Linked DNA regions of Homo sapiens: region 1 is linked to region 2. The links are chromatin loops, found by intact Hi-C in ENCODE. Cell type or tissue: heart right ventricle. All regions are shown on one strand.

What was found. Peaks named below come from ENCODE experiments on the same cell type or tissue, not always from the same donor. Only the 100,000 strongest peaks of a DNase experiment are listed, where the experiment ranks them.
Region 1: it touches region 2 in a loop (2.4-fold over the local background); 5 of 110 quality-filtered maps call a loop at or near these places.

What each region holds. Positions count from the first base shown.
Region 1 is chr6:163,434,682-163,442,681 of GRCh38, reverse strand. The region is part of intron 1 of QKI (QKI, KH domain containing RNA binding); the gene reads right to left. Among named protein-coding and RNA genes, the nearest start is that of QKI, 24 kb to the right of the region's middle. In heart right ventricle, no CTCF peak of the experiment used is centred here; a DNase peak (open chromatin) is centred at 3,565; H3K4me3 peaks cover 660 bases; H3K27ac peaks cover 2,056 bases.
Region 2 is chr6:163,486,732-163,494,731 of GRCh38, reverse strand. The region is part of intron 3 of QKI (QKI, KH domain containing RNA binding); the gene reads right to left. Among named protein-coding and RNA genes, the nearest start is that of QKI, 76 kb to the right of the region's middle. In heart right ventricle, no CTCF peak of the experiment used is centred here; a DNase peak (open chromatin) is centred at 3,371; H3K27ac peaks cover 5,777 bases.

The DNA of each region.
Region 1 (8,000 bases), 52 kb after region 2:
CACAATGTCAAGTCCATTCTCACACTTCATATTCCATCCACTAGCAAATACTGTGTACTCAACTTTCAGACTATATCCCCAATTTCACTTCACCATCACAAGCCCTAACATTACAGCTCTAACCACAATCATTTCCTACCTAATCTTAACCTAACCGGTCTACCTGCTTCCACCACTACCTTGGTCAGTCTATTCTTTATTCTTTGGAGTTAGCCTGCTGAAATCCAAGTGAGATGTCACTCCTCTGTTCAAACTTTTTGGTTTCAGGACTCCACTCTCTAAAAATTAATTGGAGGAGCCCAAAGAGATCCCTGTTCATGAAAGTTATGTCTAATAAAACTTACCACGCTAGAAATTAAAACTAAAAATGTTTAAATTATTTTTTCATTTTAAAATACTAGTAAACTTATTATATATTAACCAAAAATGCACATTTTACAGAAAATAACCTATTTTCCAACTAAACAAATTACTGAAAAGGTCAGTTTTATACTTTTGCAATCTTTTAAATGTCTGTTTTAATAAAGACAGCTAGATTCTCTCTTCTCTTGAATTCAATCTGTTGCAATATCACATAGCACGCAGCCTCTGGAAAACTCCACTGTACATTCGTATGTAAATGGTGGTGAAAATGGCAAATAACATCTTATTATCACAAAGATAGTCTGATTTCACAGATTCCCTAAAAGGATGCCCAGAACCACTGCTCTAATGATTTCCCATCTCAGTTGGTATAAAAGCCCAGGTCCTTACAAAGATAAACAATAGCCTACAGCATCCACACAGGCTCCCCTTGCCCTCACCTTTTTTGCCCTTCTGATCAAATGTCCTTAACCAACCTAACCTCCGTCCCTGGCTACAAGTCCACACAAGGAATTGCTAGCCCTGCCCTCAAGGTTTTGCAGTAACTCTTTCCCTGCCTTGGAAAGCTTTTCCCCAAAGAGCAGTATGGCTCACACTAACACCTCCTTCAGATTTCTGCTCCAGTTTTTCAAGGAGTCCAACCTTGATCTTCCTATTTTTAAACAGCAACTTGCCTCAATCCATAGGAACACTCCAGATCCCCTTTACCCTTCAATTTTATTTCTATAATTCATATTTCCTAATACATTACTGTACTTGTTTATTGATTATTGCCTGTTGACATTAGAATGTTAGCTGAGAGGGCAGATAGCTTTGTTTTTGCCTTTTGCTATATTTGTAACATCTACATCCTTGGAGAAAAAACACCTTTTGAACAAATATTAGGACTATTAGCACAAAAACACGCAAAGCTCCAAAAATATTTCTTGTAACTTCACTCAAGCATCAATATGGCATCTGCTTGACAATTCTAGCTAGCTTACTCCTCTTCCCTTTAAAGTAATATAAATGCACAGTGCTCTTCTGCAAATGGCTTGGTCTCTTTATTCTGGACTTGAGAAGTTTAGAACACTTTGCTAATAACATATGTTCATTACATCAATGCTAAATTCTTCCAGTGTATCTTACATCAGATGAGAAAATAAAATATACAGGCATCTAAATATGTGCTTAGTCTTGGCTTTAAGAAAAAAACCGAGCCAATAAGGAAAAGGCTGCTCCTGCCAGGATTGCACAAAAGGACTGCAATCATCCACTCCTACTGAGCTTTATCATAAACCCTATATTCATAGCCTGCACAGTCCTAATTAACCCTGTACTCAAAGTATATTTAGTAAAAATATATTCAGAACATAATAAAATAAAAGCTTTTTAATTTCCTAAAAGTAAAAACTTTACAAAATTGAACTGACCTGAATAAAGTATAACCTGTTTTAAAAAAAAAAAACTGTCTTACCAATGATACAATATAATGATTTTTTTCGTATATGCATTCAACAACTATGTATTTTACACCTACTCTGTACCAGGCACTGGCCAAGGCCCTAGGAATATAGTCATGTGCAAATACAGACATGGTCCCAGTTCTATAACAAACTAAATGAACAAAAACTATAGTTGAAGCAGAGTAGCAAAATAAGACCTCTTAAAAGAAACCTCTAAACATACTTCATAACACAAAGAATAATTTTACCTTTTATTGAGTTTCTACATCTCATCATATAACTTAAACTAAGGAAGTTATGCCAATATTAAAAGCATTATGTTGGATTCTACAGTCATTCAGTCTATATGGCTAGGAGATACAAATCCAGAATTCAGAGTAATGAAGTCTAATGTCTTTCCACATAAAAAGCCTCCCCAAGAACTCTGTGGTGGAAGTCAGCATTTTATTCCATTATTATCAGGTAGATTCCCTTACAGGTAAGTAATATTTTCACCTTCATTTCATAGTTAGGAAAGAGAGATTTGGGGATTAAGTACTTTCACCAAAGACCACATAAAGATGAAAATCTAGCTGACTCCAAAAGCTGTATTCTTTTACTCATACCATTTGGCCTCTCCAGCACTACTGCTCCATCCCCAAAGTTAAATTTGGTTGCTGCTAGAGTGAGTGATCATGATAGTGGGAAAAGCAGTGATGACAGATGGTAAGAGCTAGATAGAGAAGAAGGAAAAGATGGGGCAGTGAGTAGAAATTAGAACTATGAATAAAGTAAAGAACAAAAAAGTAGAGACATATACAATGAGGGGGGAAAGGAAATGGTATATTCAAATTAAAAGTGGAATGAAAATCAGACAAGACATTCTCATTTAAGCTTTTCACCATCCATATTTACTCATCCATGAGGACTTCTAAGATTATTCTAGGCCAGGCACAGTAGCTCACGTCTGTAATTCCAGCACTTTGGGAGGCCAAGGCAGGCAGATCACTTGAGATCAGGAGTTCGAGATCAGCCTGGTCAACATGGCAAAACTCAATCTTTACTAAAAATACACAAATTAGCTGGGCGTGGTGGCACACACTTGTATTACCTGCTACTCGGGAGGCTGAGACATGAGAATTGCTCACACCCTGGAGATGGAGGTTGCAGTGAGCCAAGCCACTGTACTCCAGCCTGGGCAACAGAGTGAGACTCTGTTTCAAAAAAAAAAAAAAAAAGGATTCAGGACGCGGTGGCTCATGCCTGTAATCTCAACACTTTGGGAGGCCGAGATAAGTGGATCACCTGAGGTCAGCAGTTTGAGAACAGCCTGGCCAACACGGTGAAACCCCATCTCTACTAAGAATACAAAAAAAAAAATTAGCCATGTGTGGTGGCGGGCACCTGTAATCCCAGCTACTCGGGAGACTGAGGCAGGAGAATCACTTGAAACCAGGAGGCGGAGGGTGCATTGAGCCGAGATCGTGCCACTGCAATCCAGCCTGGGCAACAGAGTGAGACTCCGTCCCCCACCCCCCCGAAAAAAAAAAAAAACAAAAAAAAACCACGAAGGATTATTCTAGAGCGAAAATTCTGAGTTTGATAGAATAAATTCTTTCGCTTGAACAACAAATATTTGTAGGTGTCTGTCATGTAATACATGCTCAAGAATCTGCTATTATTAATGCAGTAGTTCCTATCTTTCTGTGGTATCAGACACTGTGCTGGAGACACACTGGTAAGCCATACAGCCCTTGCCCATGAAGACCTGGCAGTGGGCCAAGCTGTGGAGGTGAAAGAAGATGAAACTGATGATCTGGACCCTGTGCAGGCCTAGGTTAATGTGTGTGTTTGTCTTCAACAAAAAGGACTCAGAAGTAAAAATTAAATAGAAAAGTTCGAAAACAGAAAAGAGCTTATAGAATAAGGATATAAAGAAAATATTTCTGTACAGCTGTATAATGTATTTGTATTTTAAACTGTAATTGTAGTCAAAGGTTTAAAAAATTTAGAAGTTTATAAAGTTATAGTATGTTAAGGTTAATTTATTACTTAAGAAAAATATCTTTTATAAATTCAGGGCAGCCTAAGAATACAATGTTTATTAAATCCACAGTAGTATCCTAGGACTTTCACACATTCACTCACCACTCACTCACTGACTCACCGAGAGCAACTTCCAGTCCTGCAAGCCCCATTTATGGTAAGTGCTTTATACAGGTATACCATTTTTTATCTTTTATACCACATTTTTACTGTACCTTTTCTATGTTTAGAATGTTTCTACGTTTACACAAATACCATTGTGTTATAACTGCCTACAGTATTCAGTACAGTAGCATGCTGTACAGGTTTGCAGCCTAGGAACAAAAAAGGCTATACCATACAGCTGAGGTGTGTAGTAGGCTATACCATCTAGATTTATGCAAGTACACCCTATGATGTTCGCAAAAGGAAATAGCATAATGATGCATTTATCAGAATCTATCACTGTCTTTAAGCAATGCATGACTTTATGTGTATGTGTATATATATCTTTCTCTTTAAAATAATAATAGTACTGGTCATCAATGTCATTATAAATGATGACTGTGATGTAAAATTATATTCTGGAAATACTGTGTTCTGATAGATCTGAAAGACAGTATCTACTGATCTGATCATTATTTATCTGAAATATTATCTGAAATCTGAAAATGGTCTTTTCCCAGACTTTGTAGGCATAAAAAATACTTAGAAAAGACACCTAACAAATGCTGTTTGCAAATGACTTCTCACATGTAGATCTACTATACATAGCAAAAGGAAGGTAGAATGTAACAGGTTAATTTTCCCAACTCATTTTTACTAAGTTCCTCCTTAAAATTCAACCACATAATCCAGAAAACCTTAAAAGCTACTCAAACACAAACCTCACAGTACATTTAGCTTATGAAAATGACCGTCAAATACTTTTCCAACACTCTTTTTAAAAGGTCAGAGCTTTTTCTTCCAGGATCTGACCTTTTTTGGCTTAACCACTTTTCCGGAGTTTAAAATTAGTTTAACCACAAATGAATAATTTGAGGGAAACAGAGATGGGAGGGGAGGGCATTTTAGCGTCTAATACATATTGACACAAGTTTGGAAGGTATATTTGCATTACCGTAATGTAAATTTGCATAACTATAACTCAAACCCTAAAATAGTTATCTAAACAAAAACAAAAAACTGAAAAGCATCACACCTGAAACCCTCAATGTGAAACAGTAACATTACTATGGCTAATTTAGTGATGTCACTGTTCAACACATGATTCTAAAATCCATTCACAACCACTCAAAAATCTCAATTACTTCAGGTGTTTTCCAGACTGTGGCATAAACAATCTTGAACTAAATTATGGCTACATTTCGGGTGTGGATTTAAGCACATAACAAGAAAAACTCTTTTTAAAAAGTAAATCACCACCAGTATCTATGGGAACTGAATTTAGTATCATCTCATAAACAAATAATTATATTCAGCTAATTATACTTTGATAATCGATACACTAAATTTATAGCCTGTTACAGAAAAACAGTAAAATTTTAACATAAGTACTATATGTATACATACATCACTTGTATCATTTAAATTATATACATATATAGCTTATGTATATACCTTATTCTAGCTTCGTGTTACACGTTAAATTGCAACAAATTTTAATTTTCATCTGAAAGTAAAAATAAAGCTTTCCTGGATCAGGAGAACTAGAGTTAAAATAATTAAACTACATCATCTCTCTCACAAAGGCTTTACCTCTGAATTCTCAACTTGCCACAGCTTCCTTCAGCCAAATAAAACAAATGACCAAGTATCTATGTCACCGATAAGGGAATTAAAGAGTTGATTTATTTTGAACTCTCCTCTCCATGGAAATTGAGAGATGGCTAAACATTCAAATGTATCTCCAACATTACATGCTCTTCTCCTATGAATGTAATCATTCTCCAAAAAGTCAGGCTCTTAATTTAGATGGAACTACTTTCAATGAAAAATATACAATTTACTGGTTCTTGCTTTAGCAAGAAAAGGAATACTTCTATTTCTTCTTCCCTTTTTTTTTTTTTTTTTTTTTTTTGAGACGGAGTCTCGCTCTGTCGCCCAGGCTTGAAAGCAATGGAGTGATCTTGGCTCACTGCAACCTCGGCCTCCCAGGTTCAAAAGATTCTCCTGCTACAGGCACACACCACCACGCCCAGCTAATTTTTGTAGTTTTAGTAGAGATGGAGTTTCACCATGTTGGCCTGGCTGGTCTTGAACTCCTGGCCTCAAGTGATCAGCCCACCTCGGCCTCCCAAAGTGCTGGGATTACAGGTGTGAGCCACCGCACCTTGCCATTTCTTCCTTTTCATACCTTCAGTCTCATGACCACCTCAGTAAGTTGTTCCCTGAATAGAGAATTTGTAAAACGTTTTTCTTGCTTTCTCCATCAAAATATTAAGCTCTCATACTTGCTTTAAACTTAAACTTCTCCAATTCTATACCTAAAGAGAACAAAGATCTACCACAGCTATACCCTTATTATGTAATGTACCATGCTGCCCAAAACTACAGTCAAAAGAATCAGGGTTGTGTATGGAAGCAAAATCGAATAACCTTCTAGAAGTTAACACTTCTTTACCTTTAAACCCCAGTAGTTTCAATAAGTATAATGAGAAATGTTATTTTTATATTTTACATCAGCATTTCTACATTTTAAACATTTACCTTGCTTGGATGGGTAAATGTTTCCAATAGCCACAAATAATTCTCTGAACTTGGACATTAGCTATCTGTTAACAAGCATGTATACTGCGGGACAGAACAGGCATCTCAAAATACACACTACAATGCACCTAAATTCTGGATTAAACACTTTAAATAGTGTGTACTGAATCAAGGGTTTGGTTATTCCTAAGAAATTACAAACATTAGTCACTTAGAGTAAAAAATGACAAAAACCCAGATTTTCCTGTAATAGAAATTTTCTACCATTCTGTGTTTAAATATTATAATATAAATGGCTTAAATACAATAGAAAATAGTAAAGACTGATCATTTATATGACAAACATTCTGTCAGTAGTGTTAATTATAAGCCCACAATATTCTATATCCTTTAAGATTGCAGTTCCTCATATATACAGCAGAAACATGAAATACACGGCATATGACTAGAAACGTGGCAAATGGATTTCATTAGGCATATCATCTACTAAAATGTTAAAAACCAGCAAAATTTTAAATACTTTATAAAATACAAAAATGCATGTGCTAAAGGCTTTAATGTATAAAACTTAACTTTAAACCATCTCTAACACTTAAATAGAATACTCAAGTGTCATTCATCTGAACTAAGCAGGCCAAGCAAAATACCCTATGATTCCAATGTTCTCCTCAATGTCAAAATGGGTGGATAAATTTAAAGCCTGTTCTCTCAAGAGTTGCTTTATAGGCAATTTTCTCCCAGTATCAAGGTCTGCAATTTCCATTAGGCTGCCAGTTTGCGATTAAATTCATCACCTTTATTATAAAAATGTGCTTTACTCCATGGCCTGCTGCACAAGAACTATAAGGAAAACATTTTTCACTGCTGCCGGCAAAATCATTCTAAGGCAACCACCACATTCACTCCAACATTAGCTTCTTCAACCTGAGGTAGCAGCCTATCCTTCACAGGAAAAACCTGTAACAATTGCGTAACTTACAGAAACTAAATTCTATAGAAATGTCATGCTTTATGTTTTTTGGATAATATGCAACTAATCTATTAACGTCTAGATTCAGTATTATTGTGAATTCACTGTGAGATAAAAAGTCAATATACAGAATATACACAAGTTGCAATTTTTTAAAAAAATCATTTTTAAGTGTTGGATAATTAAGTACCCATCTTTTATTCCATTATTTAAAAGTTAATGGTTTATTTTACAGTTTAATTTACCATCTGTACAAATAATCAAATATATTTTTATATTAAACTTCTACCTGACTTTACCTTTCTTAATAAGTCACAATACTGAGGGGGGAAAAAGTCAGGAAAGAAGTATTTCTCCAATAATAATATTAAAGCTAGTTCCTATGACATATTTAGGAAAATATTACTCATTTGTAAAATTTAATTTTTTTAAAGATTATCTATATAATTAACATTTATCTTATTTATTAATTTTTTTTTTGAGAGTCTCACACTGTTGCCCAGGCTGGA
Region 2 (8,000 bases):
TTAAACAGCAAAATCATAATAAACAGTCAAAAAACACAAAAACAACAATAACAACAACAACAACAAAAACAAAAAAAAAACCCAAAACGTGACACTAAGCAGACCATGAAAATAACTTTTTTTAACAGTGTATGAACTGAAGTAAAAAGGTGGTGGTGTGTCATCTTGTTCTATCTCAATATCAAAAAAGAGCATTTGGGTGACTCAGATTTTTATTGCCACTGTGTGCGTGTCTGAATGACCGTGAAAGTGTCGCCAGTAATGATTTGAGGGTTACACATAAGTTTCAGCAAGTAGGTGAACTTCCAAATAAAAAATCAACACTGTGTGTACACACAAATGAACAAAACGTTACTACAGTTGTCCCTTAGTATCCCTGTGGGATTGGTCCCAGGACCGCCTCCCTACCAGTGCTCAAGTCACTGATATAGGAAGGTACAGTATTTGCACAGAACTCAGGCTCATCCTCCATATACTTTAATCACTAGATTACTTAAAATACTGAATACAACGCAAAGACTACGTAAATCATTGTACCATATTTTTTATTTGTATTATTTTCTATTGTTGTATTATTATTTTTTATTATTTTTCCTCCCGAATATTTTTTGATCTGTGGTTGGCTGAATTGGAGGATGTGGGGCCTGCAGTATGGAGGGCCAAGGTATACAGCAAATTTAGGTTGAAGGTATACACAAATTCACTTTGTTAGCCTTGTAATTATTCTGCATGTATAATTTTTTATTTTTTCAAAATGAGGATGAAAAGAAAATACAAAGTGGGGGTTTACAGATGGCAGCAATGTTAGGCAATAAACAAGTGAAACAGATAAGCTTTAACCTTGTTAACCAGAAGTATGTTTGTTGTATTTTTGTCTATATTTTTGTCCCTTTAAAAAAGTGATTTTTTAGAAGATTCGTTACATAAGCATTTTCATTTTCTGAGGGAGCTTACAATTTCAAACAGTGAAGTTGAAAGGCAATTTTGAAATGCATTTTCAACCAACCAATTCTACACATTTATCTTTTTTTGTTGTACTTTTAAGTTAGAGAAGGGTCCAAGGTGGTCTCGAACTCCTAAGCTCAAATGATCCTCCCACCTCAGTGGTGGAATCCCACCTATAGTGCTGGAATTACAAGCATGAGCCATGGAGCCCAGTCACATTTATCTTAATGATAAAGTACAGATATTCTTCACAGCATTTTTATAGTAAAAACAATTATTTTAAAACTTCAACAAACAATATACCTCAGTACACATATGTACAATTAAATGCTACTTATAACCATTAAAAAGTATTGTAGGCTGGGCACGGTGGCTCATGCCTGTAATTCCAGCACTTTGGGAGGCCGAGGCGGTGGATCACCTGAGTTCAGGAGTTCAAGAACAGCCTGACCAACATTAAAACCCCGTCACTATTAGAAATACAAAAAATTAGCTGGGAGTGGTGGCATGCGCCTGTAATCCCAGCTATTCAGGAGGCTGAGGCAGGAGAATCGCTTGAACCCAGGAGGTGAAGGTTGCAGTGGGCCAAGATTGCCCAATGCCCTCCAGCCTGAGTGACAAGAGCAAAACTCCATCTCAAAAAAAAAAAAAAAGTATTGTAGATGACTTTTTAGTACGTAATATACTTAAACAAAATATATCAGGTCACAAATACATAGATCTCAAAATATGTATTAACACATAAGTAACGGCGCTAAATGGGGAAGATTAGATTTTTAAAATACCAGAATTATCTAAATTTTTTCTACACTAAACGTGAAAGGCTTTCATAATTAAGAAAAAATTCATTTTTATGTTATAAAAGATGAGGTTCAGTATTTGCTTTCACTTCTTTTGACTCCTTTTAAAGTACTTACTCGTCTTAAATCTTAAACGTTCTAAACAATGTGCTGTTGTAACACTTGATAATATTACACACCCTGAAGCATCCATATAGGCATCCGTTTACTCACTTGTCTATTATTCAATAATCTCACTACTGAGATAACACAAATTATTATTCAAACATTAATCTTATTAGTTACAAAGATAAAATTACTCCAAATTTTCTTCACATTAGATTTTTTAAGAAAATTTTTTTCTATTTGAAGTGACTAGTCCTCTATATTTAGACTACCTTATACTTATTTTAATTCACCAAAAATCTTAAGTTTTTGCAGACCTTTTTAAAAACATTCTTCACTATCTGCTATAATTTCTATTACTGTTTTTAAAAATAGTTAAACGTAACAATTCACAAAATGAAGAATAATTTCAACAATCTGAGATTCACAATTGTTGTTAAACATTAAACACAGCCCCACAAACTATGTCCTATAACAACCTGTGATTTAAAAACACCAAACTAAAAATTATAGGTATTTAAAATCGAGAGTTAACAATTACATGTTTTAAAATCTAAAGAACAACAAAATAATTTAATAGTGGTCTCTCATAACTGAAGAAATAAACAGAAAACTAAAACTAATAGGATAGAATAGGATGGCTCCCTAGGCTTATGAAACGGCCTAATAATTTGTTGTTAATATATTAGACTGAAAAATTATTTCCAACTAAGGTTAACGGGTTTTGAAAAGATCAATTGCTGCAGCATTAATACACATCAGCAACATTCCACTACTCACTCTGTCAACAGAGAGCTGAATCCTCTAAAAAGAAAATGTTACATAAGACACAACTACAAGATGCTCAAATATTCCTTAACGAAATTGACTGCAATCCAATCAAGACTTAATTTTAAAAGGCTCATTAAGAGCATCTAGTGATAAAATGGACTCTCCCTTTTCACTGAGACTCACGTCTCATTTCATTAGACATGGGCAATTAACTCATCCTGGAGTTATATCTATGGCTGAGTAATGAGATGAAGTTTTACAGGTTAAAGTATTACTTTACTAATAAAAACAAAAGTCTATTCTTATTGGGTCCATCTTTTTACCTCTCAAAGGGTGTCTCACAAATTTTAATAAATGTATTTTCAAATAAATTTTTTATTTCAAGTCTTCCCAATCTTTCTTAACAATGGGCAAAAAGCAGTGACTCCACTCTATAAATGTACTGAGATATTATCAACCCGGAAATAAACATTTAATCTTTATTGCACTGTTTTGTACTCTTCTATCTTAAAACAAAGCTAAGCCATTTGAGTCCTTAATGAACATGTAACCAGAAATCAAACTTAAAAATAATCTAGTCAATAATCTAAAATGAATTTTATTTTATAAACACAGAGCAAAAAAATAAAAAATAAAAAAAAATGAGGGAGTGAGAAGAACAAAAGTAGAGGAGGAGGGACACCAGGGAGCTAGTTTACAATCCTGAAACAAACATACCACGTCACAGTTGGCATTTAAACCAGTGCGGCCGGAAGTGCAGCCTACAAGTACAGAAATCAAGCCTGTTCAGAAACTCTTTGAGCATTCTGACAGGATAATTTTATGTCTCTTGATAAAAGACAGTTTTAAATGGGGTTAAATATATGTCTTTTTAAAACTCCACTTCTCTGGTAACTAATTTTATTGTATTTCACCAAAAGATATAATGGATTGAATTTTTTTAGTGGGTCTCTTACCACAGACAGTTTGAAAAGCACTGAAAAGGATAGCGGGTCTTCTTTTCTCTTTAAAAACAAACCAATCTACCACTTTTGAAGTTGAATTCAACACCATATCACATGACATCTTAACAAAAAAGAGAACTAAGGCTACTAGGCAATAAACTTTTAGCTAGGGCAGAACACCTTTAAGACAAGCACTGTCATTAAATATGTCAAAGTCTCTAAAGTTTAAGAGATTATATTTGTTTTGAATTCAAAGTAGATTAAGATCAGAGGACTGAAGTTTCAAAGATTTTATCCTAACACAAGAAAGAACTTTCTAGGCAGAGTTGTGTGAGACTTGATCATTTGTCTTCTGCCTTTAGTCACTTCCCACTTCTGTCCATCTCTTCCACTACTGTCAAGTTACCTTTCCAAAACAATTAATACATCATATAACTTCTCATCTTTAAAAGAGAAGAGTGTCAATGCACTGCTTTCAAAATGAAATAAATTTGGATATAAGGTTCATGGTCCTTTATCCTCAGACCTCAGCCTTATCTCCAATACCAACACTCCACTGTGCCCCATACCTTCCACTGAGACACACCAAGCATCCACATAGCAACATACCCTGGTTGATTCTATTTCTGATGTCTAGAATACCATTTTACTTATTTGCCTGGTAAACTCCTACTTCAATCTTCTCCAGCTTCCTTTAAAAACCTTCAACCTTCAAAGAACACATTACTTCTTGACTTCCTGCACAATGTATATATCATCTCCGCTGCATCAGTTCACTGTCAATATATCAGTCTTCCAGGGGTGAAAGTTCCTTGAGGGTAAAAAATCACAGGCATTCAAAAACATAACTGCTGCCGCAGATTGTATTAAATTAACTATGGTAGAAGGTAATGAAAACTGACTAACAGTCATTTATAGTACTACTTACTGAAATATCATGGAATTAAGTATCACAAATATGGTTTAGACTCGATGACTTAATAAGGTTCCCTCTAAACCAGGTTATACAAGAGTATACATTTCATTGCCACTTTTCTAAAGCAACTCATCTGTTTTCATAGCGAATTCTACTATTCAATTGGATTCATGAAAGTTGATAAGAATACAATTTGTAAGATTAACCCTCTAACAAACAACCTGTAACAGTTCCTACTCCCTAATCATCTCGTCAAATGGTACCAATAAGGGAGGCTGAAGGAAGAGGGGGAGATATATATGGTTTGATGGAGAGGCAGTAATATAAAATGCGAGAAAAAAACCATTTCTCACAGGGTACACCTTTCTCAACTAAGAATTCCACATGAGAATCAAATTTCAATGCCCAGCCCAAGACATAAAAATTATATGTGGTTAACTTCTCTCCTGTGTAACTATAATGGTTCTCTTGATGAGTCATCTTTAATAAAATGAAATAATTCCTATTTTCTGTGGTTCAGATGAGGAACCCTAGCTGAGAAAAGCTTGTTAAGCTTACAGAAAAATCAAAGCATATTTCCACTTAAAAACATTTAAGAAGTAGTTTCTTAAGCCCAGCCAGAAGTTATTACAATTAGTGTGCCTTAAGACATGTTGTAATGGTACCATTTCAAGTAAGTCTAACCATTATTTATAAACTGCTTCAGTCAGAATATTAAAAAACGCACTACAAACAATAGTTGGGAAACTGAAGGTGGTAACAGTGTTCATAACAGTAATGACTTTTACACACAACACACACACACACACACACACACACACACACAGCATAACTTCTTTGAAAGTGCCTTTAACAGATGCTCAATCTCCTGCACAACAGAGCAAAGTTTTGTGAAGCTGGGGGGAAACTGCTACTCTCATACACTGCTGATGGTAACGCAAACCATCACCCTAAGACGGAGGAATTTAGCACTAACTAATAAAACCACACACGATCCTGCTTCTACAATTCTATTCAAACATAAACTAGCAACTTCAAGAAACACTTTTCAACACAGCACTATACCTTTTTGTAACGGCAAAAAAAAAAAAAACGAATAAAGGCTATTCTTTATACACTCCCATTAAATGACCACAATATACTATTAAGTGAAAATAAATAATAAAGGTATTAAAAAGTGCTGAGAGTATAATAATCTATGAAGAGTGAGAAATTATACACAGATACACACACAAAACTGTTACATAACTGTTTATGTTTAAAAAAAAAAAAAAAAAGAAATGGAAGGATAAACCAAAAACTAAAAATAAAAAATCTACCCAAACAGCAAGGGAGGACTAGGTAAATAAATGGGCCTGAGATGAAAGCCATACTTTATAAAAATTCTCTGCTTTGCATATTTTGCTTTGGAACCATGTAAATATTCTAAGGTAGAAAACAGGAAAATATTTTATGCAATTTCCACAACTAGAAAATCAAGTGCAACAAATGAACCTAACCATGGATCTATATACTAGCACAACTGTTACATAGTAAAAATTATTCCAGCTGCTTTAAGAGATGGTAACTTGTATCTAGTGGATATACCCTCAAAATAGTAAGAGCTCAGTGTAAAATTGTCACCAACTGTATCACTGGTAGTAGTGGTTATAGTTATTCTGAGACTGCTTTGTATTCCTTTTTTGAAATAAAGCAAATGAATCATTATTTTGTGTCACTAGGAACCAGAATTTTCAGTGAGAAAATAAGATACAGATAGAAGATTAAATAAAAACATTATAGTCCTAAATTTAATGAGAATGAGCTTGTGAAAATATTCGTGTGTATTTCACAGCTCTGAAAAGCCTACAATAATGAGAATCACTAGAGCCCAGACTATAATCTCTGCACTATTTCTTTCTCTCTCTCTCTCTTTTTTTTTGTCACTTTTTGTTAACAAAGCTTCCCTAAAAAATTGGCTGATTCCAAGTCTGAGGAAGAATTCTCACAAGAGTGCAGACTGTCATATCACACTACACTAGACGGCAAAGTTACTATTCCCATCTACTAGGATTATGTTGAAAAGATTTAGAAGTCAATGTGAAGAAGTCCCTCCAATGGCCAAACAACTTGAGCGCCAGTTAAAAATAATATCTTCAATGAACGGAAACATATAAAACTGTTTAAATGCATTCGTAGTGATACCCAAAGGCGGGGGGCAGGGAAACACTCATTCTTTCAGTCTGGAGGATTCTTGGGAACCAATTCACTATTTAAAAACTAGCAAATAAAGAATTAAACATTTATTCCGCCTTTCTGATAAAAACTGTATCTAGCTAATATGAATGAAGAAACAGAATATAGCTATTCTGCAACTCCCACTGAAAAAAAGGACCTAGAAAACAATCAACAATGATTGCTAAAATCACAGAGAGGAAATGAGACTTTATGTACTACCATCAAAACACTAGTTATGAAATATTCTTTCAAAAAAGAACAGAAATGAGAAAGAGAAGGTGGGAGAGCTGAATTTAACTAAACCTTTGTCATTACCAATTTACAAGAAATATGGGGAACAGAGATAAATGTTAAACACCACCAAGAAAATGCCACCAGCAAAATCCACAGGAATTCAAGACAAATCACCCAGTGAAGCCAAGAAAGAGAAATGGAGGTTTGGGAAGTGGCTTAAGAGATCTATCAATTACAATGTAGATGACCCTCATTTGTATGCTCATTAAAACAAATTATTTTAAAAGCATATTAATGAGACACCAGAGAAACTATTAACACTGACAACATATTTGAGGATAAATAATTTTCTAGATATTAAAACACAAACACGTTATCATTAGAGTTCTATTTTAGAGATAGCTAATAAAATATTTACAGTTGAAATTATATGTCTGAATTTGATTCTAAAATAATCTGGGAGGCAAAAGGTGAAGTGAGGCAATGGGGAATGAGAGAGTTCCCTCTTGAAAGGAGAGAGGCAATGCTGACCCTGGGTGATGGGTAAATTAGAGTTCACTACACTACTTGTCTTTCCATTGCTTAAAATTTTGCATAATGAAAACGTAAAAAAAAAAAACTATATCCATGCTAGAGCTTGTCAGAGAGCTAAGTATTCAACAAGATCGATAAAACAGGCTGTTTGGAACCCTACTTGTACTTGATGTCATGCCACCAATTGCCAAAGCCACTCTGGTGTATCAATCACAAGACTGAATTAATTTCTCTCTTTCAAAGTGTTGACACAGCAGTAACATATTTCATAAGAATAAAATCTTGTAAGTTCCCCCACCCAAAAATTCAAGGAAATTTATTTTTGCATATCACTATGAATGCTGCCTTGAAATGTCCTTTAAGTGTACTTTCCTATCACCTATCACAGTCTTAGGCATAAAGCTCTACTATTCGGTGAACTGACATAGGACAGGATACAGAGTTGCAGGAAAAAAATGTTGATTATAAAGCAGCAAATATAATATGATCCACTTAATATACCATACGTGTACATATGCATAACTGCATGAAGAA